2 separate regions of the Homo sapiens genome follow, and region 2 is linked to region 1. The links are chromatin loops, found by intact Hi-C in ENCODE. Cell type or tissue: A673. All regions are shown on one strand. Links, peaks and the distances in the headings refer to the core of each region. The heading gives the core; the rest is flanking DNA. Region 1 overlaps TRD-AS1 (TRD antisense RNA 1). Region 2 overlaps TRD-AS1 (TRD antisense RNA 1).

The links. Peaks named below come from ENCODE experiments on the same cell type or tissue, not always from the same donor. Only the 100,000 strongest peaks of a DNase experiment are listed, where the experiment ranks them.
Region 2: a loop joins it to region 1, with 3 times the contacts of the local background. A loop is called at or near these places in 8 of 110 quality-filtered maps.

What each region holds. Positions count from the first base shown.
Region 1 is chr14:22,464,851-22,476,320 of GRCh38, reverse strand. All of the region lies in intron 2 of TRD-AS1 (TRD antisense RNA 1), which reads left to right. It also overlaps TRA, TRD, TRDC, TRDV3, TRAJ61 and the pseudogene TRAJ60. Among named protein-coding and RNA genes, the nearest start is that of TRD-AS1, 12 kb to the left of the region's middle. RefSeq lists enhancers at 4,127-4,626, 4,448-4,742, 4,627-5,128. In A673, for the core only: CTCF peaks have their summits at 2,946, 3,147 (motif pointing right) and 4,604 (motif pointing right); DNase peaks (open chromatin) are centred at 1,410, 3,170, 3,650 and 4,560; H3K4me3 peaks cover 739 bases; H3K27ac peaks cover 4,915 bases.
Region 2 is chr14:22,414,509-22,426,317 of GRCh38, reverse strand. All of the region lies in intron 2 of TRD-AS1 (TRD antisense RNA 1), which reads left to right. It also overlaps TRA, TRD and TRDV2. Among named protein-coding and RNA genes, the nearest start is that of TRD-AS1, 63 kb to the left of the region's middle. In A673, for the core only: a CTCF peak has its summit at 5,466; DNase peaks (open chromatin) are centred at 5,477, 9,147 and 9,937; H3K27ac peaks cover 6,365 bases.

The DNA of each region.
Region 1 (11,470 bases), core at 1,381-9,380:
TCTAGGTGATCTTCACATAGTGCCCAGGCCCTTTACCAAAAGCCCCTGTTGGTGCTGTGCTGTAACTTCCTCCTCTCAGACCCTGGTCATGTCTCTAGCATGATTAGGGATGCAAGGGGGACCAGCATCGTGAACAGTCATCTGGACTTGAACCTCTCCTATTCATACAGCCTGGGATTCAGGCTGTGAGGACAGCAGGACCAGCCACGTCAGGATGGTCCCAGGTTCTCTGGCTACACAAGGAACTCATGTTCTGAAAACCTAGCAGGCTGCCTTTTGTTGTCCACCCTGCTCTACAGATTTATAAGAAGATAACGGCCTGCTGATTTACGGCTTGTTCTGACCTAGGCCAGGGAAGGAGACGCTGGTGGGCCACCAGGGATGCCAGGTTCCCTTTTTCATCACTGGAAAGACAAAAAGTACCACTTCTTTGTTGACTGCTGGGAGCCTAATTGCAGAAACATATAATTCTTAAAATACTTTTCCCCTGTAGATTTTACAGGTCAGTTAAGAAAATATATAATTGGTGAGATAAACCTGCCCTACAAAAGAATAAAATACATGCTAAAGCCAATCATAAAAGAATATTTGGATTGCCCGGTGTTTTAGGTTACCCATGCTGTTGGGCACATTTTCTTCTGAAGCTAAGCTACTTACCCAGGGCCGCTGTGGTTAACCATGTCCCGGTCCCAGAGGTAAATCTGTTGTCATTTTTCATCCCACCTCTGGCCCGTTGACAACCCCCCAGCTCCCTTAAGGCAACGATAATGTTTCCTCGGAAACTGACTCAGATGATCCATGGGAATAACTGTAGGCTCTTAATAAATATTTGTTAAATTGAATTGTATTAAACACTCATCTTTTGTTCCTGTTTGTTAAGGCACATTAGAATCTCTCACTGATAATTTTCAGATAGAAAAAAAAATTCTGCCAAATATTACTTGCTGAGTTTCATGATTCCTCTAGTGTTGGCTCCAAATGTCAGTTTCCTATTAACCCGGTACCCACAGGAGTGGGCACCTTTACAAAAACCAGAGGTGTCAGCATGGTTGAAAGGGATGTGGCATCACCTTTGTTGACAGAGGCACCCCTCTGTTCCCCACAGGAGCCCCATTTTGCCTTGGAGAGGGCTGCCCTCTTTCTGCCTTTCAGAGCAGAGATAGGAGAGAGCAGAGTGTATTTCAGGGATGAAGACAATGAATAAGATAACAAAATGTTATCACACTAGACAGAGCCTTCTTCTTCTTCTTCTTTTTTTTTTGGCCAAATCGATAGTGTCCCAAAGGCTGTTTTCAGCACTTTTCTCTCTCCCAGATGTAATAATAACCGGATTTCAAATGGCATATGGGCTTGGACCGCCAGGCTCTGATGAGTCACACATAGTCAACCAGGAAATTATGCTACCCCCCAATGAAGAAACATGTTTTCCCTTTTCCTCCTGCTGGGCAATGAGGAGTTCAAGCAACATGCACAGGGGGATATGAACTAATAACTCTTGGGTCAGTTCTATAATTTTACACATTAGCATCCTAGAATGTGAGACTTGGAAGGAAATTTAACAGCTGCCTGGGCCAATGCCCTCATTTTAGAGATGAAAATGCTGAAGCTCTGCGGGATAAATTTGCTCAAGGTCATGTAGATAGGTAGAAGCAGAGCTGGGACTAGAACTCCGGACACCTGAGTTCCACTCCCGCCTTGTGTGACTCCCTTTATGTGACTCAGGAGAACAAGGACCTTCTTTGGGTGGTCTCTGTCCCCAGGGGCTCTGCCAGCTGGCTCAGGGTGTGATTATTCCTGCTAATTATACAAGGATGAGTCCACATAGGAATAAATCACACCAGGGAAGTGTTTGGCCTTGACACATTGTTTATGATTTTAGAGAGAATTATAGAACGTTCTCATTTATTTAAAAATTTTATTTCTTAGGCTGCAGGCAACAGCAATTGATAGCAGGGGAAATGGTCCATGGAAAAGACAGAAATGGAAAAATTTGCCCTTTACCAAAAGGACAATCCAATGGAGAATTGGCTCTGATTATTCTTTCTCTGCAGGACTCATTTCAGGGAATGACATCGAGAGCAGGAATGGGAAATACAAAATGGTGTGGGGTTGCCTCCTGCTTCTGCTCCCTTGGTAAATATTGCTAATAAACACATCACTCTCTTCCTCTGAGTATAGATGTGGCCTCAGAATCTTTCTTACCAGCATGCTCCGCATAGTCTCTACCAATTGTTAGCTCTTGATAATGGAGATATAATCTGTTTGCCCTCCCTGCCCTGGGGAATAATAGGAGAAAAGACCCTGCAGATGGCTTTAGAAATCTGGTTAGCAAGAGTCAGGTCAGGTCCCACACAGCCCCATCATAAAAAGTATCACTGACCTGGTTGGACCAAGACTGTTCTTGCTACAGGCTGCTCCAGCGGTGGCAACAACAACACCATGGAGTGTCCCTTCTTCCTCACAGTTTTCCTTCAAACGCTGGCTTTGTGGAGGGCATTGGGCAAAAAACCATAGTAGGGTTCTTCACACTTGTTCTTGCCCATGGGGCCCTCAGCAAGGTCTTTCCCCAAAGCAGAGGCCCTGGGTCCCCATGGCGCTGTCCCAGCCTGGTGGTGAAGGTTGTCTGCAGGACCTTGTCCCTCCCTGGTGTGCTTCCTGCTATTCATCAGGCCAGGTCTGTCCCAGGGATCTCGGATGGAATTGCTACAGGAAGAAAGTGATGCAGAAATCCTTTCTCTAGCCCACTCACCCCCATTTCCACACGTTCAGATGTTTCTAGGCTTTTCCTTTTTAATCACATTTCTATTCTTTCGTAAGAAAGAGATGCACTTGTCTCTATCCATCCAAAGAAATTTCCCTATGTCCTCTACTGTTGCATTAGGCTTTTTGTAGACAAGAAAATGTCCATTTATCCTCTTAGGGTGCTATCTCATATCCTTAAAGACAGTCCTCTTTGGGTGACTGGTGGAGGATAGTCCCTTTGGGCCAACAGAGAAGCAGCTGCCAGTCTCAGAGTTGAAAAGGGAATGGAGACAGAAGCAGCAGCTTTGACTTGAATTGTGAACAAAGAATGTTTTCCTTCCCTGATCTATTTTCTATCAACCTCCAGTATGACCTATTTATGGAGATGCGATAATTAGTAGCAGCAGAGGGCGCTACAATGTCAAAAACAAAGCCGCCCACCTCAAAGGAAACAAGAGAGAAAAGTCCCTCTTCTGAGTGATATGAGTGATCAAGATCCAAGCTGTGGGACAAGGGTGACGTTCGCCAAATCTCTTGGCTCCCACCTTGTCTGAGGACCCCTCTTGAGTGGCAGTTTTGGGCTAATGAAAGGCAGCCCTTCTTCGCTGGTGGGCGGGTGGGGCCTGCAGGGCAAGTGGGGTCTGCAGCACCCTCAGCACCTTGGGAAGAGGCATAGTCTCCAGATGCCAATAGGAAGATGGGTTGGAGAAACTTAGGGCAATACGTCCTTAGTGGGCCACTGAATCTTGAGGCTTTCTCCTATTCCTCAGTGGTGGGGTCACTTGATCATGCATTGTGGCCTCTCATGAACAAGCCTGTTACAATGTTTGGAAGACATAAGAACAAGGGGCTGGAATGCTCACTTCTCATGCTCCTAATGCTCTTAGGGACTTGGGGAGAGCACAGCTGGCTCATGTCTCAGAGGATCACAGGTCTCAGGGGATCACGGAGCTCTAGGACATGCTTGCAGCACTGAAAGCAAATTAAAGATGTCAGTCTTTTTTTTTTAACCATTGATTGATACAACATATCAACAATCTTTTGCTAGATTTTGCAACTTTAAAATTTAGATTTACTCAGCATCTTTTCCCTGAGCAGCATTGATGAGAGTAACACTCTTAGGAACTCTATTCATATGTCTATTTAATAAAAATGGCAACATTTAAATTAAATATGCAACAGCAATACCTGACATTCATAGATCATTTATCTGCTGGGTGTATTGCATGTGTGACCTCACTAAATTTTCCAATAGTCCTGTGAGAAAAGCTATTACTATCTCCATTTTGCAGATGGAGCAATTGAGACTTGGAGAGTTAGGGCATGCTTAAGGTCACACAACTGGTAAAAGCCGGAGCTGATGTGAACCCAAGCAGGCTGGCTCCGGGATCCCACTCTTAGCCATTATACTGCATTGCTGTGCTCAGTGCCTGCCCTTCCTTGGGGGAGGGATGCCTTTCAAGGAATATTGCAAGGACACCAGGGCAAGAGAGTCATGATGATGCTACCCCAAGCAGGACTCAGGTTATGTCTGAACCTTCCATGTAAAGCATTATAGGAGAGGATGTGTCCTTCTGTGTGAAGGTCCATTAAACCCACTTCTCTGTGCTTGGGTATGGTCAGACGTGGGTGAGGTTGGGCAGTTAGAAGAGGAGGAGCAATTTAACTTGAAGATGGTTATGGTCTAGATCAGGAAGGGAACAGTCAGCTCTCATATTAATATCAAGCCCAGACAACATCTTTAGAGCAGGGACAGACACTAAGAGACTGTGGGTGGGGAGTGAGCATAATCCTTGGACTTGGGAGAACCGGAAGCTCTGAAATGGACTTCCGCCAGCAGGGAGCTGGGTCTCGTGGACTGGACCCCTGCCGGCAGGCGGCAGTGCAGGCCTGGGCAGCCAATGCACCGGCAAGGCAGCCCCTGGGCCCTCAACATCCCTCTTCCACATCCAGGGGCCCTGAAGATGCTCATGGTGGGACTCTGGCCTGCCTGGTGCTTACTTTTGGTATTCTGCATGCCTAGCATTGCCAGATAAAACACAGGATGCCCAGTGGAATTTGAATTTCAGATAAACAATGAATACTTTTTTAGTATAAATGTGTTCCAAATATGGCATGTCCCAGCTACCCGTATTACTGAAATTTTTGTTGTTTATTTGAAATGCACATTTAACTGGGTGTCTTGTATTTTTATTTCCTAAATCTAGGTGAATGGTGAGTTTTTAAGTGAAGAAATTGCATTCCTTTTTTTTACACAGATATTTACTGATTGTCTGTGATGCGGTCAACACAAGCCCAGGGGCTGGAGACATATCAGTGAAAAGATAAGCTCCCTGCCCTCATATAGTTTATATTATCGTGTGTGTGTGTGTGTGTGTGTGTGTGTGTGTGTGTGTGTGTGTGTGTGTGTGTAGGGGAGAGGTGAGATGGGAGAGACATAAAATAAACATGTATGAATCTGATGATTTCAGATAGTGATGTGAGGGAAAATAAGAACAGAGATGTAATTGAGGTTGGTTATGGGTGGCATGGGTGACTAATTTAGTTGGAGCTGAGAACTGTGAAAAATTGGAGACAGAGTTTCAGGTAGCTAGAAAAGAGAGACATAGAAAGGACGAGAAGGAAGGCCACTGCAGCTGAAGGGAAGAAAGAGAAGGAGCAGATGTGAGGTGAGGCTGGGGAGGAAGCAAGGGCCAGATCGTTTGCAGATGTTACAGGCCTGGGAAGGAGGTCCAGCTGTCATCATCTGATGTACATTTTATGAAGAACTGGAGAATGGATTGTCCAGGGACAAGAGCAGAAGCAAGGGGGCCAGTTAGTGGGTTATTGAAGCAGTCCCTGTAAGAGATGATGGTGTTTATAGAAGGTGGTTGCAGTGGAGATGGAAGAAGTAGATGGATTGGAGATATATTTTCATGGTAGAACTGACAGGTCTTACTGATGAAGTGGATGTAGGGAAAAAGGGAAATGAAGGACCTTCTAGAAATACTCCTAGGAACACTCCTGCATTTTGGGGAGTGAGTTAGTCAGTGTTCTGTTTTTCACAGCAGTGCCTCCCAACTGTTGTCATATTGATGGCTTACATGGAAAACTGTATTTGTAGTGCTCCTGACTGGGAGGGGCTGGCTCAGGGGCTCCAGCCACCCCAGGTACATGGGCACTCTGAACACTATCTCAGCAAGCTTATAACCCACTTATGGCAGTTCACCTGCCGGGAAGCTCTGTTCAGGATTTTCCAGCTGGAGCCAAGTGTGTGCTGCAGTGGGCCCAGTGAGAGATGGAAAGTCAAGCTGGTGAAGTGCAAGAAGCACTTAGGATCAGGACACTCCCTCAAGCATCTGAAATCAAAGATTTCTGGAATTCAGGTCTAGGACAGATTTTAGAAAGAATCTGGTCCAACCCCCTTTCCTTCCTCTTTACACAGAGGAGTAAGGGAGTTGTCCAAGGTACTCTTTCACTTATTCCATTTATTGAATAGAACAAAGTGTGTGGAGCCGTGCTAGATGCTATGAGACAGTGTCACTCAAAGTACGACATGTGATTAATGGACTAGTACACCAGTCTGTGACCAGAGGATACAGAAATGGAGAGTGAACTACTTTTGTAGCAGTTGGATATCCAAGAACGCCATCATTAGTCTTGCAGTTTTCTTTCCTCCCTCACTTCCTCTCTCTCTCCCTTCCTTTGTTTTTCTTTTCTTTTCTTTTTTAAAAGTAATCCATTTTTCATTGTCATATGTGTTAGTTCAAGATGGATTGGGGCCAAAATCATAATAGCAATAGCAGTTTCCTTGGCTGAGCGCATTTGCCTCTAGAAGTCACAGCTGAATCAGTCACATGACCGTCAGCGCTGCCAGTCTCCTCTTGTTTTCCTCCCGTCTTCTTTCATTAGAACCGTCAGATAGTCTCTGAGATCTTAGGAACCCTGTTTTGTTGTATATCCTCTGCCCTGATATGAAGAAAAGATGATTCTTACTGTGGGCTTTAGCTTTTTGTTTTTCTGTAAGTAGTTTCATTTGTTTACATTCCACTTGCTCTATAACCCCATTTCTCCTTCTCTGACTCTTGAAGGCTTTTTCTCTTGCACTCTTGGTTTTTGGTTATTTGCTGCCTTTGGCTTTATTTCTGTGTCCTTCTCTTGCCTCTGCTCATTGAGTTCTTCTGGGCTAGGCATGTGCTGTACTCACTGTCTGGGGGGTGCAGAATTCACTATTTCCTCATTGTCTTTTTCCCAGACAGGGGCACGCTGTGTGACAAAGTAACCCAGAGTTCCCCGGACCAGACGGTGGCGAGTGGCAGTGAGGTGGTACTGCTCTGCACTTACGACACTGTATATTCAAATCCAGATTTATTCTGGTACCGGATAAGGCCAGATTATTCCTTTCAGTTTGTCTTTTATGGGGATAACAGCAGATCAGAAGGTGCAGATTTTACTCAAGGACGGTTTTCTGTGAAACACATTCTGACCCAGAAAGCCTTTCACTTGGTGATCTCTCCAGTAAGGACTGAAGACAGTGCCACTTACTACTGTGCCTTTAGCACTATGATGCAGGTGCCCAGGAAGTCATAACACAAACTCCTGGGGCACAGCTCAGCAGAGCTGCCTCTTAGGGCAGGTCATGTCTGGGACTTGGCATCCTTCTCTTAGCCATTTTGGGTTCCAGCCTGGCCTTTAGAAGTGACCTAAAGTGTCTTCTGAGAAATAAATGGCCTGGTCAGATCCAGGGGAGCACCCTGGCTTCAGAGAAGCAGAGTATCTCCCCACTTCTGACTCACGGGGCCCTTGCCACCTGAATGACTCCTGGTAGGCAAAGGAGAACTGCATGTTTACAGAGCGCTGTCTTCGTGCCCCTGGTGCCCTGGTCGTCCCGATACAGAAAGGGGCTTGACAAGCCTGTGCTGCATTTTCTGTGAGTGTTTCAGGATGCAGGTTCAGGTGCAGGTAAAGGGCCCATCTAAGGCGAGGCCGTCAGCCGTGTCTTTATTTTAGTCACCACCACCATTTATCCATTATTATGAATTGATCTGTTTTCATTGCAGAATTAAATTAGGGCCAGATGTGGTGGCTCATGCCAATAATTGCAACACTTTGGGAGGCTGAGGCGGGCAGATCACTTGAGGCCAGGAGTTCAAGACCAGCTTGGCCAACATGGCGAAGACCCGTCTCTACTAAAAATACAAGAATTAGCCGGGCGTGGTGGCTCGCGCCCGTAGTCCCGGCTACTCGGGAGGCTGAGGCACAAGAATCGCTTGAACCCAGGAGGCAGAGGTTGCAGTGAGCCGAGGTGGTGCCACTGCATTCCAGCCTGGGTGACAGAGCGAGATTCTGTCTCAAAAAAAAAAAAAAAATTAAGTTAGACACAAAGTTATTTACTTAAAAGACTTTTCACCAATTTACTTTTTTTTTCCCGCATCTTTTTATATCCAGCCACCTTCTCCTTGATGTTCTTTGACACCTCCATTTTACTTATTTTATTTGGAGAACATTTTCTTTTTTTTCACTGCAGAGCACTGAGGCACTCCTGGAAAGTTGTGACTTCCAGAATTCCAGCTGCCAAGTCCCTGAGTTTGAAGCTCAGTGGTGTCTCCGGCAGAGAAAATTTCCTCTGGGGCAAACTGACTATGTGATGTTGAAATAGATACACACCCTCAGTCCCTGGGAATCAGTCCCTCCTTCCTCTTCTCTTGAATTATCTGCCTTAATAGAACTATTAGAGTTATTAGATATAATCTTAGAAATAGAAGAGGCCTTACATGTTATTTTATAGAAACTACACTGCAGTCCAGAGACATGGTGGACATTCTCAAAGTCGTATACCTGGATAATGACAGGCCCAGAGATGCAGCGTTACACTTCCAGGGCTCTCTTCTGCAGCTGTACCCTAGGTGGCTCTATCAGTGAGTGGTTTGGGCAGCAGTTTATGTGCTCTTCAGAAACAGTGGACAAGAGTAGCCACTGTATAGAACAATGGAAAGAACAGGGGATGAGGGAGCCAAAGACCTTGGGCATGTGGCTTGGCTTTCTGGGGCTTCTGTTCTAATGCCTACTGAGTGTGACACATGTCCATCTCACAGTTCACATATCATGGCCCCAGATCAGAAGGCAGCCATAATCCCTCCTGGCTCTTGCCTTAAATCTTCCCTGGAGGCTCCTTTTGGTGTGGGAAATTCATGGTCCTGTGATATGCCAGGATTTTTTTTGTTTCTGGCATAGTGGGCTAGAGGGTGGCTCATTTATATGCTAAATATGGGACAATCCTGAAGTTCATTCTAGCTGATACTCACTTTGACATCTTGTCCTCATTTGGGGATGCAGTATGTTCTTATAGCAGGAACTTTGGGCTGAAAATCTTGAGACCTTGGTTCTGCTCCCAGCAATATCCCTGCCTCACTGAATGACTCTGGACATGATACATACTTTTTTGAGGAGAGGGCATTTTTGTTTTATCTGAAAAATGAGAATATGATCTTTTTGTTCCTAACAACTTCAGAGGAAACACCCTAATATTACACAAGGTAACTCGTGAATGTTTTGGAAATCAGCATTCCTTACACATACAAGGTGTAGTAGACATGATGGGGGAGTTTGCTGTCGGGGATGGCAAGTGGAGTTGTTGGCGACAGTCACTCTTTCACTTGTAACCTCATAACCCCCGACTTGATGCTCCACATAGGTGCTGAGAGAACCACAATAATGGGTTGCTAGGGCTCTGCACCTGAGCAGTGCTCCTGGAAAAGGCTGTGGCCTTCCTGGGTGGCAGTAGCAGAGGTCACTGGCCACGCTGCAGGTGCTGCTGTTGCTCTTGCTGTAACAGCGGCATCAGCAGAGGCAGCAGGAAACCCGAGGCTGGGTCTCCAAGGCAGGGCCTCTGTAGGCTTGGGGCTCAGGAAAGTGCAGTGTGACCCATAAGTTCAATTTGGCTTTTGGCTGACTAATAGTGAGCTCACAGAGCTGAGTTTCCCCCTGTGGTGATCTGCAAAGAGTAAAGCCAGAGGCGAGGTGCACACAATGCAGTTTAATAAATGCAATAGAGGCAGAGGCTGAGAAGAAAGGCAGAAAACCATCAATGCCAAAGTCCCAGGCCAGAGAATCAGTGTCCAATGGTTTCAAATACAGATTGGCAGGCAAAAGACAGTAAAAATGTTGTTTTTATAGGGAAAGATAGGGGTCTCATTTCTGTTCCTCCCTTCAAAAACACTTTCACAGTGAGTTGCTTGAAAGCAGACTTGTGTCTTCTTTGTACTCTCAGCATAGTGCCTGGAACTCAGAGGGAGCTAATTCATGCATGTTAAATCAATTAACAGAAAGCAGTGCCTTTCCTCTGTATTTTACTCTGATTTTTGCTAATAGATTGGAGAGTATTTAGATGAGATTTTGGAAACCTCATTGCCTGCTCATAAAGTATTAGCAAATTCAAATGTAATCTCATTTGTAAAGTATTAGGAGAGGCAGAAAGTGCTGAAACTTTGTCCTCCTCCACGCCATGCAGAATCTCTAGTGTGGCTCCTGAAGTGAACATAGAGGGTGGGACAAGCCGTGAGGACAGGAGGAAGAAGATGATGCTGGTTTGTAGCAAATCTAGTGCTCAGTTGAGCAGAGCCTTCCATGTTTAGATAAAAGGGCACCCGCTCTTCTTCTCCCAAGGCCTATTTGCCTCATGAGGAATGAAGCTGTGAACCTGTTGGTTCCCACTTTCTACTTCAAAAGGTAAAGAAAGTCAAAAGGAACAAAACATCATTTTCAAAGTGTATCACTTGTAGGAGTAAAAAAAGAGTCCTATATCTTTTTATATCCTTCTATCCCTTTATAAAACAGCATACAAAGCAGTTAGGACATAAACCCCCCTTCCCCAGGACTTTTGTCTTCCCATCAAGCTGGAGGATGAGCTGGGTTTGTTGTCTTTGAAGAAAAAGTGGTTTGGCTAGCAGCCATTTTAACAAGGCTATGACAGGTCAACTTGAATCACAAAGAAGTCAGAAGCCAAGGAGATGCATTTTTGTAAGCCTTTGGTTTCTTCAGGAGTGTAGCTTCCTCATGCCAGTCAGCCTGCAGTGAAGAAAGTTGTTATAGAATAGACTGCCAGTGCTAGAAGGAATCGTAGGGGTCATGTAGTCTGGGGTTGGCCGGTACTTGCTATACTGTACCATTGCAGACATCACTAATCTATTGTGGCTCACTTTCCATGTACACATGGCAATAGCTCAGCTAGTTCAGCTATCAGTGTTGGCACAAGTCATGAGACTCTTTTGTTCTCCTTTGGTTATTATTTTTTTTAACTCATTTGTTTTGCAGATGCAAAAACCCAGGCCCAGAGAGATGAAGAAACCTGGCTAAGGTAACATGTAAGTTAGTGTCAAAATCAGGATAAAACCCAGATCTTCTGACTCTTAGTATAGCTCTCTTTTTACCCAGCCACACTGCCTGTGTCCCTGGGACTGTTAGTAAAATAACAGGTGAGCTGGACCCCCTTTTTGAGATGACTGGGTATGTTTACTGTCTGGGTCAGATCAGTCAAGTACTCTGAGTCTAGGGTTGTTCCTAGAACAGAAGCTGGGGTTGATGAGCATTTGTGAGTATTGGAGAAGGAGTGAGGGGGAGAAGCCTCACACGCAAACCCAGGCCCTGGTTTCAATTTCGTGTATGAGATTACCTGAGAACGGAATGCAAGTAACAGGCAAATAATTGACATCTCAAACCTAACTGTGTATGCATCCTGAGTAGCTAATAG
Region 2 (11,809 bases), core at 2,206-10,205, 51 kb after region 1:
CTTTACATGAGATGTTGCTATAGGTAAGGTATTTCTTTAGGACATTCCGCAGCTCCCAGCCCAGTATCCCAGCCAGGACAATCAGGCTTCAAGTCAGATCCGGATCCTGGCTCTGCTTCTGTAAGCAAGCTGTCCAGCCTGTCTGAGTCTCAGTATCCTCACTTGCAAAACAGAAAGGATGATAATGACCTCACTGAGTTGTCATAGGATAAGTGAGTCCATACCTGTAAAGTGGCTGCATTTCGTTGGTGCTCAGTAATTTAGTTCACTTTCTTCTCAATTATTCTTCCTTGCAGTTTGCTTTTTCTTATAATAGGTAACATTTATTAAATAGCTACTATAAGCTATGCAATTTATTTACTTTCTATAATTATATATTTTATAACACAGTGAAGGTAGAACTCTTATTATCCCCATTTCACAGATGAAGAGATGCAGATGATTTTAGAAGACAGTGTGAAGCTTGTGTCAGGATCACAAAATCTCAGTTAGAAAACACTTGAGAGGTCATTTGGGACCATTGTTCTGTTGTCCCAGTTTTTTGACAGATGGTCACGGGAGTATCAATTGGAACAGGTTTGGTGGTGAGGGCACAGCCCCTGTTGTCCCTTGGTTCTGACACATCCTGAAGGTGGCTTTCTCTATGGGTCCCCCATCTCCCCAAATTACATGCTGTGTCCTCTGGTGCAGCATCAAGAGTCTGAAATCTGTCACCCTCCCTTACTAGCTATGCTACTTTGGGCAAGTATTTTAGGTTTTCTGTGCCTTGGGGTTCTCATTTGTAAAATGAGGACAAGAATAGAAAGTAAATACTAAGGTTGTTGTGAAGATTAATCATATAACACACGTTAAGTGCTTAGAATGCTGCCTGGCACATAGTAAGCACTCAACAGATATTAGTTATTAATACGGAAGACATACAGTCTTATGGATTTGTCCAGATATTTTTTCCCCTCCTTCTCCTTAGAGACACTCTTCCCAGTCTCTGTTAGAGGGAGTCACTTGGGGTCTTACTAGGAATCCATCTTGCAGGCGTTATAAAACCATGGCTCCACAACTTTGACATCTGCATAACCAGTTTTCCAGATGTCATTCTTTTTCCAAATCATGATTTCAAACTAGGAGAATAATTGTATCCTCTCCATGTTGGAGATGCACTCCACCTTCTTGCCTATCATTTGTTCAAAGAAGGAGAATTAGATCTGAGTGGCAGGCAGTGGGCTTGATGAATCATGACAGGCCCTCTGTTTAAATACATCTGGGGAAGGCTGGGTCCAAACCCCTTCCAAGATCGTGGAGCTCAGAGTGCTGTATCTGGATGGGGATTTGGGAACCCGATTTTGTCCAAGGGCAGAGCCAGTATCCAGGGCCTTGCAGACCGTTCAACCAAAGAAGTTGCCCAATGGGGTGGGGCAGAAAGGTAGAAGGCAGGTTCCAGGCCTATGTTGGGATCATGCATCAGGTCAAAGTGAGTGAGTTTGGGATGAAGAGTAGAGAAGAGAGATTTTCTGAAGGTTTAGAATATAGCTATTTGGGGAGATAAATGATAAGAGCTCATGGGGGCAGTCATGACTAAAATGCATGGAACAACGACACATTATAACATATATATATAACATGTATTATATATATGAAAGGTCAGGCAGAATCATGAGAGGAGAGAGGATTGGGAAGACACTTGGCAAAACAGTGAAAAGCCCTGACTGAAACCAAATAAGGTGTGGCAAGCCCTGTCAGCCTCTTTGTACTTCTGTGGAAGATATTTGACTAGAGGATATTTGACTAGAGGGGTTTGTTGAAGAACATTTTGTGTAGACGTTGCCTGAAGTAGTCCAAAGAAGCCTAAAAAATCCATTTTGGGTTTAAACAAATATTTTTACAAGTGTATTGAGGTATACTTGATGTGAAATAAACTGTACACATTTAGAGTGTCTAATCTGATGAGTTTGATATGCCTGTACATCTGTGAAACTATCACCGCAATCAAGTCACTGACCATGTCTATCACCACAAGTTCTTATGAGGTTATTTAACAAGGTAAGTGGTAGATTTTCTAGATGAGGACAGAAGGAAGGCTGATTTCTGCCACAGGTTCAGCCTTGGAGTAGAGAGCCCCGTCAATCATCTAAATCTGGAAAAACACATTGTTCAAGATAAAAGTGCAGTGTTAAATTGAGCTGTCCAAAGAAGGATAAGGAAGTGCCAGTGGAAGCAATTTTTCAACGTTTTGTTTCTAGCACATGTGGAAGTAAAGAGATAGAGAAGAAAGGGAGAGCAAAACACCATATCCAGCTTGGGCCCAGGAGTGTGAGGCTGCAGTGAGCTATGATCACGCCACTGCACTCTAGCCTGGGGGACACAGCAAGACCCCGTCTCATGAAGAAAACAAAACAAAGCAAAACAAAATATCCAGTCAGTAATCATCAAAACAACAGAGCATGCTAGAGATGCTAGAGATGTAGCCTTTCCTTCCATGTTGGGCAAAATGACAGGTAGTGTACATATTTGATCTGAAGGAGGGAGAGGAGCCTCCCCCCACTGCCAGTCCTTTTCCTCTAGAACATGTAAATTCAGAGGCATGTGGCTGGGGAAAAACTGGATGTCACCCATAGTTGTAAATTGTAAGGTGCCTCCTTAATCTATGCTATACTCTAAGCACTGTGGCTCTGTGGTCATACCTTTTATGAGCCTCCAAGAAAACTGTCACAGTAGATGCTACAGTTCATTCCTTTGGCTCCATCTCTCCTCTCTTCTGTCCCACTGGGGGCTGCCTATCTGAGCACCATGGGAGGGCACGGGCAAGCTGAGTGGCTGAGCCTGAAAGAAAGGTAGAAACACTAGCTTTCTCTGGTCCCTATTTCCTAAATTATTTATTCAAGAGAAAATCACGATCTTGTTGGAATTGCTGCTCTACATGGATGGCAATGTTCTTTTTTTTTTTTTTTTGAGATGGACTCTTGCTCTGTCTCCCAGGCTGGAGTGCAGTGGCATGACCTCGGCTCACTGCAAGCTCCGCCTCCCATGTTCACGCTATTCTCCTGCCTCAGCCTCCTGAGTAGCTCGGACTGCAGGTGCCCGCCACCACGACCAGCTAATTTTTTTTTTTTGTATTTTTAGTAGGGACGGGGTTTCACCGTATTAGCCAGGATGGTCTCGATCTCCTGACCTCGTGATCCACCCACCTCGGCCTCCCAAAGTGCTGGGATTACAGGTGTGAGCCACCGCGCCTGGTCAGTGGTTTTTGAGCTGCTCAGAAGTAGAGCTGCAGCAGGGTGGGTGTCACAGGCACAGTAGTAAGACCCTTCATCTCTCTCTGATGGTGCAAGTATCTTAAGTACAGCCAGGTTCTTTGCAATATCAATGTCACCTTGGAAATTGTCTTTGAAACCAGGGCCATAGATGTCCTTTTCTCGGTATATGAAAGTCATTGTGTTACCTTGGGTCTTCCTGTACCAGTTGATATAGTAGTTACCGATCGCTTCTCCTTTCATGGAGCACCTGAGGGTGGCAGGGACCCCTATTGACACAGGCACTGTTTGGTGTTCAGGCACCAACTCAATGGCTGACATGACTCCTGAGAGAAAAGACACAAGAGAGGGGCTCAGTGAGGGCTGGGGGCTGAGGTCATTGAGTAAGGAGCACAGTCCATGAGTACAAGGTCCTGTGAGCCTTGATGTTTCTTTGCTGCTGAGTCTTGCTTGGCCCAAGTTCTGGGGTCTGCCTTACCTGCCCAGAAGAGAGAGAGATGGATGAGGGAGGAGATCCTCTGCATGGCTCACTCAGGGGCAGCTCTGCCTCTCAACCACCTTCTGCCTGGTCCCTCCTCTGAACCAACACACTTGTGAAACACTTGTGACTGAGGAAGTCAGTCCCTATCAGCAGCTGTTTCATTCCCCAGAGAAATCTAGCTGATCACAGGAGGCTCGCAGGGCCTGCTGCCTGCTAATGGGATGACAGTGCCACCTTCAAGACCAATAGTACGGTTCAGGTAAGTTAGGCCAACTGAGAGGAGATTAAGGCAGCTTATTTAATTGGTGACAGGGTTTCTGCTTCCTTCCCTAGACGTTAAATTTGATATTGTTGTTCCAGTTTCAGGTTAGATGTACATGTTAGACACTATGTGGTGATGTTCATAGTTCATACCAAGAAGAATTATTGGCATTTACAGCTGTAATCAAAAGAACCACCAAATGAGGAGATCAACAGCATGTGCACAAAGACTGAAGATGTTGTAATGATTGTTGTGTTCACTGCAAACTCCCTCTAGGCAAAGTTGGATAAGGGTGATTTACCCATGTGTTAAAGAGCAATCCAATGAAACATGGTCTTCCAAATGTGAGCCAGAGTTTCCTGATCTTTATTGAGCTCATCTAGCTTCTTTTCTGAAGGGTTCTTAGGTTACCTGTGTTAAATTACACAAAGCCAAACATTGTAAAAAACTTAGAAACCACCACTACATCTCAACTTATGACGGGCTAAATTTACATGGACTTCAAAAGAGGGGAGGTTAGGATTTTTGGGACCTCCACTTTTGAGTTTAAAGGTCAATCTTTGAAATTTTGAAATCAAACAGGTAAATTAATAATGAGAACTAGAGAGTGCAGCAGAAGCTGGGAAGAGAGTCACCTGGTAAGCAAAAAGGCAAGAGCAAAGGTGGCTTCCATATTGGAGGGTGGATGCAGGACTTACATTCCCAGGTTAGTGGAGGAAAGACTCATCTAAGCTTTCTTAAGTTCCCCAGTGTGACTGGGAACAGACTGCCCTGAAAAAAATTCAGATAGGAGCAGATGAAGTTTCTTGACCCCATAGTAGTTGCTCTCCCCACCCACCTCTGCCTCGCCTCACTTTGCACAACTGCCCATCCTGCCTACTGCTCTTGGAGGACTATTAGCAAGTATTCAAGGTGGTCACATTCTTTGATGTTACACATTATATCATCAGCAACCCTGTCCCCCAGCAGAACATAATGCTGTCTGCTGTCTATAGCTCTTTGAAAGTTGCCAAGGTCAATCTGTTTGGACTTAAATACTTGACCTTTTTCTATCAGGCTGCTTAGTTCTTGGCACATCCTATAAAACCTAGTCATTCTTACTATATGCCAGGCCCTGAGGATTCAGGGTCTGCCATTGATGAATGGCAGACACAGTGTTTTCTTTCATGGAGCTTATGTTCTAGCATGAGAGCCAGTCATCACTTAATAATTTGCATAATTTATCCCTCCATTGCAGCTATAAATATTCTGCAGAAGCAGAAGGACTATGGGAGCATGTTACAGAGGCCAGGTTTGGTCAGGAGGTCAGGGAAGGCTTCCCTGAAGAGGAAGTGGCATTGCAGTTGAGACTGAGTCTGTTTGCCTCTGCACATCCACTCTACTTCTTACTCTGAGCCTGACCTTAATTGGCAGCATCCACCGGCTCTCCATCCCATTTGGTTTGGCCAATGGAGACACCTTCAGGAGACTGGAGGGAAGGAGGAGAGTGCCTTCCTTCACTGGAAGCTATAACTCCTCTTCCACAGCTGCAGGTTTCAGTAAAGGCTCCTCCCCTACACGCTTCAGGCCTGGCATGGCAGCGGTTCTTTGTTGCCAGCCCTGGGTGTTTCACCACCTTCTTTTTGGTTTCCCATAACCCTTCTGTATTAATTTCCTGTAGCTGCCTTAACAAAGTACCACAAACTGGGTAGTTAAAACAATATAAACGTATTGTTTCACAGTTCTGGAAGCTGAAAGTTTGAAATCAAGGTGTCAGCAGGGCCATGCACCCTCTGAAACCTGTAGGGGAATCCTTCCTCACCTCTTCCTAGATTTTGGTGGTTTGCTGGAAACTCTGATGGTCTTTGGCTTGGCTCGCACCTGTATCACTCCAGTCTCCGCCTGCACTGTCTCATGGTTTTCTCTCCCTGCGTGTCTTTGTCTTCACTTGGCTGTCATATAGAATGCCAGTCATATTGCATTAGGGGCCCACCATACTCCAGTATGAACTCATTTAAGGTAACTACATCTGCAGTGACCCTATTTCCAAATAAGATCACATTCTAAGGTACTGAGAGTTAATGTGTCCCTTGGGGGACACATTTCAATCCATAACACCTGTCCACAGCTTTGTAAAAGTCCCTTTCATTAAACTCTCTCTAATCACTCCGAGAGTGCCCTGTCTCCTGCTTGGACCCTGCCTGAAACAGGTATGGGGCATGGGTGGGGAAATAACATTCTATGTAACAAATGAGGACATGTATTAAAAAAGCCTTGAGGCAGAAAGAAGTATAGAGGGTTTAAAGCTGTATTAATATCAAAAGAGTAGTTAGCAGGGCTCAAATAAGCCTGTCTTTCTAGAAAATTATTGTTGAACTATCTCAAATTATTCAGGAAGTCATTTTGAAAAGTCCCAAGAATGTGTATTATGTTTATGACTGTGATTTATATCTTCCACCGGTTAGAGGGAATTTTAAGAATTTATTGCTAATGGCCAAAAACAACCTTCCTCTAGGCCTGACTAAGAGAGAAAGCTGGTATGAACAATAAATCAAAGCCAGAGGTAGAAGACAGTACAGGAGAGGACAGGTGATGATGCGGCGGGAGCTTGGGGCAGAGTGTGGCTAGTGCTTCACCAGGTCAGGAGCAGTCAGCTTGGCCTGGGCCTGTGGCAGGACAAGATGGAACTTCAACAAAAACACAGCCTGTCTCAGGGTGCCCAGGTGGAAGGCAGAAACATCCACCAGGGCTCTGCCCTCAGACCCAACCCTCCTCCGGCCCTGTGTAGGCTGTGTTCTTTGTGCTCAGTCATTCCTTCGTGTCAAGGCCAGCAATTAGGCCACAGCTTCCTTGGTCCTGCCAAGGGGATGTCTGTCCCTTCATGTGATTTCTAGAAAAAACTAATTTTTTTATACTCCGTAAAATGGGAGAAGATAACTCATAGGATTTCTGTGAGAAATAAATGAAATTATACTTGTAAACACTTGGCTCATTGCTTAACGATGTTAATTTTCTCTTTGTCATACAAATAATGATACCTGAGACTTGAACAGTTAGTAGGAGAGGCAAGAGTGTTTTTGGGGGCTTTATCCATTCTCCCCCATAATCTCCATCTCTCCAGAATGGAAGGTTTCCCATTCTTTGATGTCTTTCCCAATCTTATGTGCTATGAAAATACAGCCTCAAGGCAAGTTCCTGAGGCATCTTCCAACCAGGTTGCTGTCCTTAGCCTTTCCTCTGCAGAAACTCAGAAGCTGCTATTGCATATTGTGTTGTATGATTTGTAAATGCTGCCTCACGCGTGTGATTTAGTCTGTTCTTATCTCTGGTGTAATCTCCCAAAAGCACCCGTTGAACCCATACTGGTCTTCAAAAATTCTTATTGAAGTGAAATAATTTCTTCTGCCCACAGGATGTCTGATCTGAAAGCATGTTGTGGTCCGCTACACACAAGAGCAAAAGAAGAGCAGGAAGGAGCTCAGTGCCAAGACCATAGCCACAGGAAGAAAACCAGCTCTTAGGGCTGCAGCTCTAAAGACAGGCCAGGTCATTACAGGAACGTCTGCTCCCTTAGCCTTGCCAGACAGAGGAGGGTTAAGAAAGGAACTGCTGACCCTGATATGCAAACTGCCACGAGTGCTTCCTGCCTTTCTATCAGCATCAGATGGCTAGCGATGGATGGCTGTAAGATTGATGTAATTAACATTTTATTTTCAGGGCCACAGTGCTGGTTGGGTGCACCAGACAAATCAACCAACAGATTAAAGAGTGATGGAGAAAGCTGTGTTTTGGGCCTCATTTGGGAACAGAATGGAAGAGCTGAGGGTGGAAGGGACCTCAGCAAGTCTTCTGATCCATGTTTCAACCTTCATTTCCCCGATAACCTCAAGGAGAGAGTTGCTTTTCCTGTTCTTCAAATGAGTTCCTTGAATTCACACTCTATTTCTTTGAATTTGCACAGACTGTTGAGGAACAGGCGGCAGGGTCACTCTACCTCTGCTCAGACAAGCCTGGAAAAGAAAAATTTTACATAGAAGACTGAGCTGGAAGAGGCCTGGGAACTTGGGAATTCCCACTTCCACACTGCCCACTCTAGTTCTCAAGAGGCGGCAGCTATGCTGCAGTACAGACCACTGAATTTAGATTCAGGAATCTGGGTTTATATCTCACTCCTCCTCTTACTTGCAAGTCACTTACCACACCAGGCCTCGGTTTCCTGGACAATAAAATGGGGATAACGTTGCCCCATGTGGTTGTTGGTGGTCATGAAATTATGCACACGAGCACGCCTTGTAATCTAGGTTAGACCTGCACTAACCTAGATTAGCTGACCAGGGTGGAAGGTGGGAGGGGCAGGCTTCAGTGTGTGACTTACCTAGAGGCCAAGGGGAGTCACCATGGATAGGGCAGCACTTGTAAGTCCTCTGCTCTCTCAATGTGGCTCTGAGAATCTCCAGGAAGAACTGGCTGGTTGAATTCTCAACTCTACCAAGAAAGGTGTGCTGGAGACCAGGGTCATAGACGTCTCCTTGTTGATGTACGAAAATCAGGAAGCCGTCTCGGGTCCTCTTTACCAGGACATAGTGTAATTATTCATCTTCTTCCCTGTCAGTTGGCACTGGAAAATTTTGCTTCTTCTAAAAGGAACAAATATCTCTAGCTCTTGTTGCTCCAACAAGGTGTCTGGCTTGATTCCTAAAGTAAATAAATAAATAAACAAATAGATTGATAGAGAATAAATACATCAAGGTAAAAGGAAGACAGAGAAATTAAAAAGCCACATCAGAGTATCAAGGACTGGGGTACCAGCTTGGGGACCACCCTCCTTTTCAGTATTCCCACAAACTCTCCCTGGGACAACTTCATCAGAGGAGTCATTCATTCATTCATTCGTTCGTTCATGCATCTATTTGGCAAGCATCCTCTGGCTTGTATGGTGTTCTCAGTGCTGGGCTGGCTCTGTGGGGAGGACAGTGATTTGTTCTCCCAGGGGTTTGCCAGACCCAGGGAACTACAGGGCCTGTGGTTCTGAGGCTCCAGGGCTGCTCTCAGCTGAGCTGTAGGAGGACACGAGGGCAGATCTCCCCCAAAGCTTCCCTGGAGGACTGAAGCATTCTGCTTCTGGGACAGTCTGTTGGCCCTTTCTTCCACATCTCAACTTTCAGTGTCTCAGCGACTGGCCTATGTACTCTTGGGCTTGCTTGAGGACCTTGAGGAAATGAGTCTAAATCAGCAAATGCCCTTTCCTCAGGGAACAGCCTCGTTAGTTGTGCATGCAGCCTGGGCCCTTTCTCTTTTTGTTGCACATGGCAGCGTCTTCCACCTACAATGAGGCCAAGAGCTTGGCAGGGGTGATGTTGATATTTAGCTTCAGACTGCTGTTAATGCTTCTTTCCCTCATATTTGTGGATGCTTCTTTTATTTTTTATTGTAATATACTTATTTTGGATCTTAAATTTATACAGCAATGCAGCTACTTCCAAGGAAGAAGCCAAAGTGCCAATCTTCCATAAGACAAGAGCCTGTAGCCACGGCACAGGATCTAACACAAAATATTACTGCGTTAAATATAATTTTTAGCAGCAGTTAAATGCCTGCTGCCGTACTCTGTCCATATCAAGTGCCCTGCAAATGTTGATGCTGAATTAAAGAAAACACAAAACAAAACAAACATAATGGGAAGAGGGAGTAAGTAGAGTGGGCGATGAAAATTAAATGAGAAAAAACAAAGTTAAAGCATGAAAAAAGGTTTAATGGAGTATTATAGAATTATCTACTGAAAGGACAAAGTAGAACAAACTAAAAATAAAAAGGCAATATAACAGCTTAGATAAGAGGAATGTAGAGGCAGAGAAAAGCTGGAGAGGTAATTAGGACAATTACCTCCATGCAATGGTTTTCAATCTTGGCCCCACACTGGGACCACCGGGGGAGTTTTAAGAACTACTGAAGCCTAGGTGCCACCCCCACGGAGTCTGATTTCATTAGTCTGGGGTGGGTTTTGGGCAACAGGATTTTAATAACTTCCTTAGATAATTCTGATGTGCAGCCAGGGTTGAAAGCCACTGTGTAACAAAAAGAAGAATTGTAGGACAGTAAAGGCTTATACACTGTTGTACTGAGGGGACAAGGAAGAGGTGTCACCTGTGACCATAGGGCCTGCTGTGGCATTGGGATCGGCCAGTCTTCTGCTCCTTGTCCTTTCTCTATGACCAGCGCGGACCCCCAACACCTTTGCTGCCTGGTGATTGCTCACTTCTTACAAACTTACGTCAGCACCAACCATCTCCCTGTTCCCTTGATCTCTTTCAACAGTGCTGGGCACTTAGTGGGTGCTTAGTAAATATTTGTTAGGTGCTATCATACCTGGCATTCTGGGTCCTTCTGTGCTAGTTGAAATGGGCTAAGTCTGTGTTCTTGGTTTCTCCTCCTAATCCTGCTCTGACCTTTCAGATAGAAATTTTGTCCTATCCAGCTCCCTTCTGAGAGGTAGAATTCAGTTGGGGAGCCCACTAGCTGGGATTCCTTACATTGGGACATCACTGTGTGTGTGTGTGAGATGGAACCCAGCCTGTAGCGCACTGGACTCATAGAGTAATGGGTTCTTGCTATATTTCAACTTTGCATTCTTTTTCCCTCCCTCCCTCCCTCCCTCCCTCCCTCCCTCCCTCCCTCCCTCCCTCCCTCCCTTCCTTCCTTCCTTCCTTCCTTCCTTCCTTCCTCTGTTTTTGTCTTACAATTCCCAGGCTCATGGCAGACCATAGTAATCCAAGGAGACCTACCATTAGGAGTGAAAATGTGTCCAGTTCCCTGAAATGGCAACTTGTTTTTGGAGGGAGATAGATTGCTTTCTGCTCTCCTGGAATTGCAGATTTCACAGTGAAGATTTGCTGCCCCAGGGAGAGCAGTGGGTGGAATGTAAAGTTATTGCTGTCTCTGGAAATCCTCTTTGATTTGTTCTGCTCGCTGGAAGACAGTGGGGGTGTGCTGGTCCCCAGGTAGAACTCAGAGAAGCCACGGCACAGGTTTTCATGCTAATAATAGACTAATCCTGTGTTTTTGTTTGTAGAAGCCCATTTATAAAAAATAAAATAATGGTAATTATGTGCTTCCATTCAACAATATCCCAATAAAGAGGTAAAACTGGAAAAACCTGGATTGGGAGCAGATGGAAAATTAGTTTAAATGGGCCCGAACAGGAGCCCCTCCCTCTTTGTAGTAGTCTCTGCACACAGGAAAAAACATTTCCCACTTTCCTCCTCTGAAGTGGAGCAAAGAATTTTGCTCAAGATTCTTGGTTGGGAGTAGGCTGAGGGGATAGCGCAGTGTTAGAGAGAATATAAATGCTCTTTTCTCCTCCTTTGGTGGTGGGACTTATGGAAATGTAGAGTGTTTAGTGTCTACAGAGAGCTTAAATTTTGTGGCTGGAATCATACTTCTGTGGAATTAAGATTTTATTATATAGATCTTACATTCCTTCAGTTGGCCGATTACCCCTGGGGCACCACAGGGTGGTGACAAGGGTGGGCCCTCCCAGAACCCTAGGGAAACTCCCTGCTTCATCCCCTATGGGGAAGCAAATAACTACCTTTCATCCTTCAATCCAAGGGAGAGGAGAAAGCTGTAGGAGCATTTCTGGGAGTGAGACCCTCCCCCACTCCACCTCCAATGGGAGACAGTGAGATGACCCTATCTACTGGGGTGGGTCTATGATGCCAGAGGAGGGGAGAAGACAGATGGATGGGGACTTGTCCTCTTTCCCTTGGGAGAGGGGTGGTGGGCCCGGCCCTCCGTGCCAGGGGCTCCCATAGTCATTGACAAAAACTTGCATCACGCAAC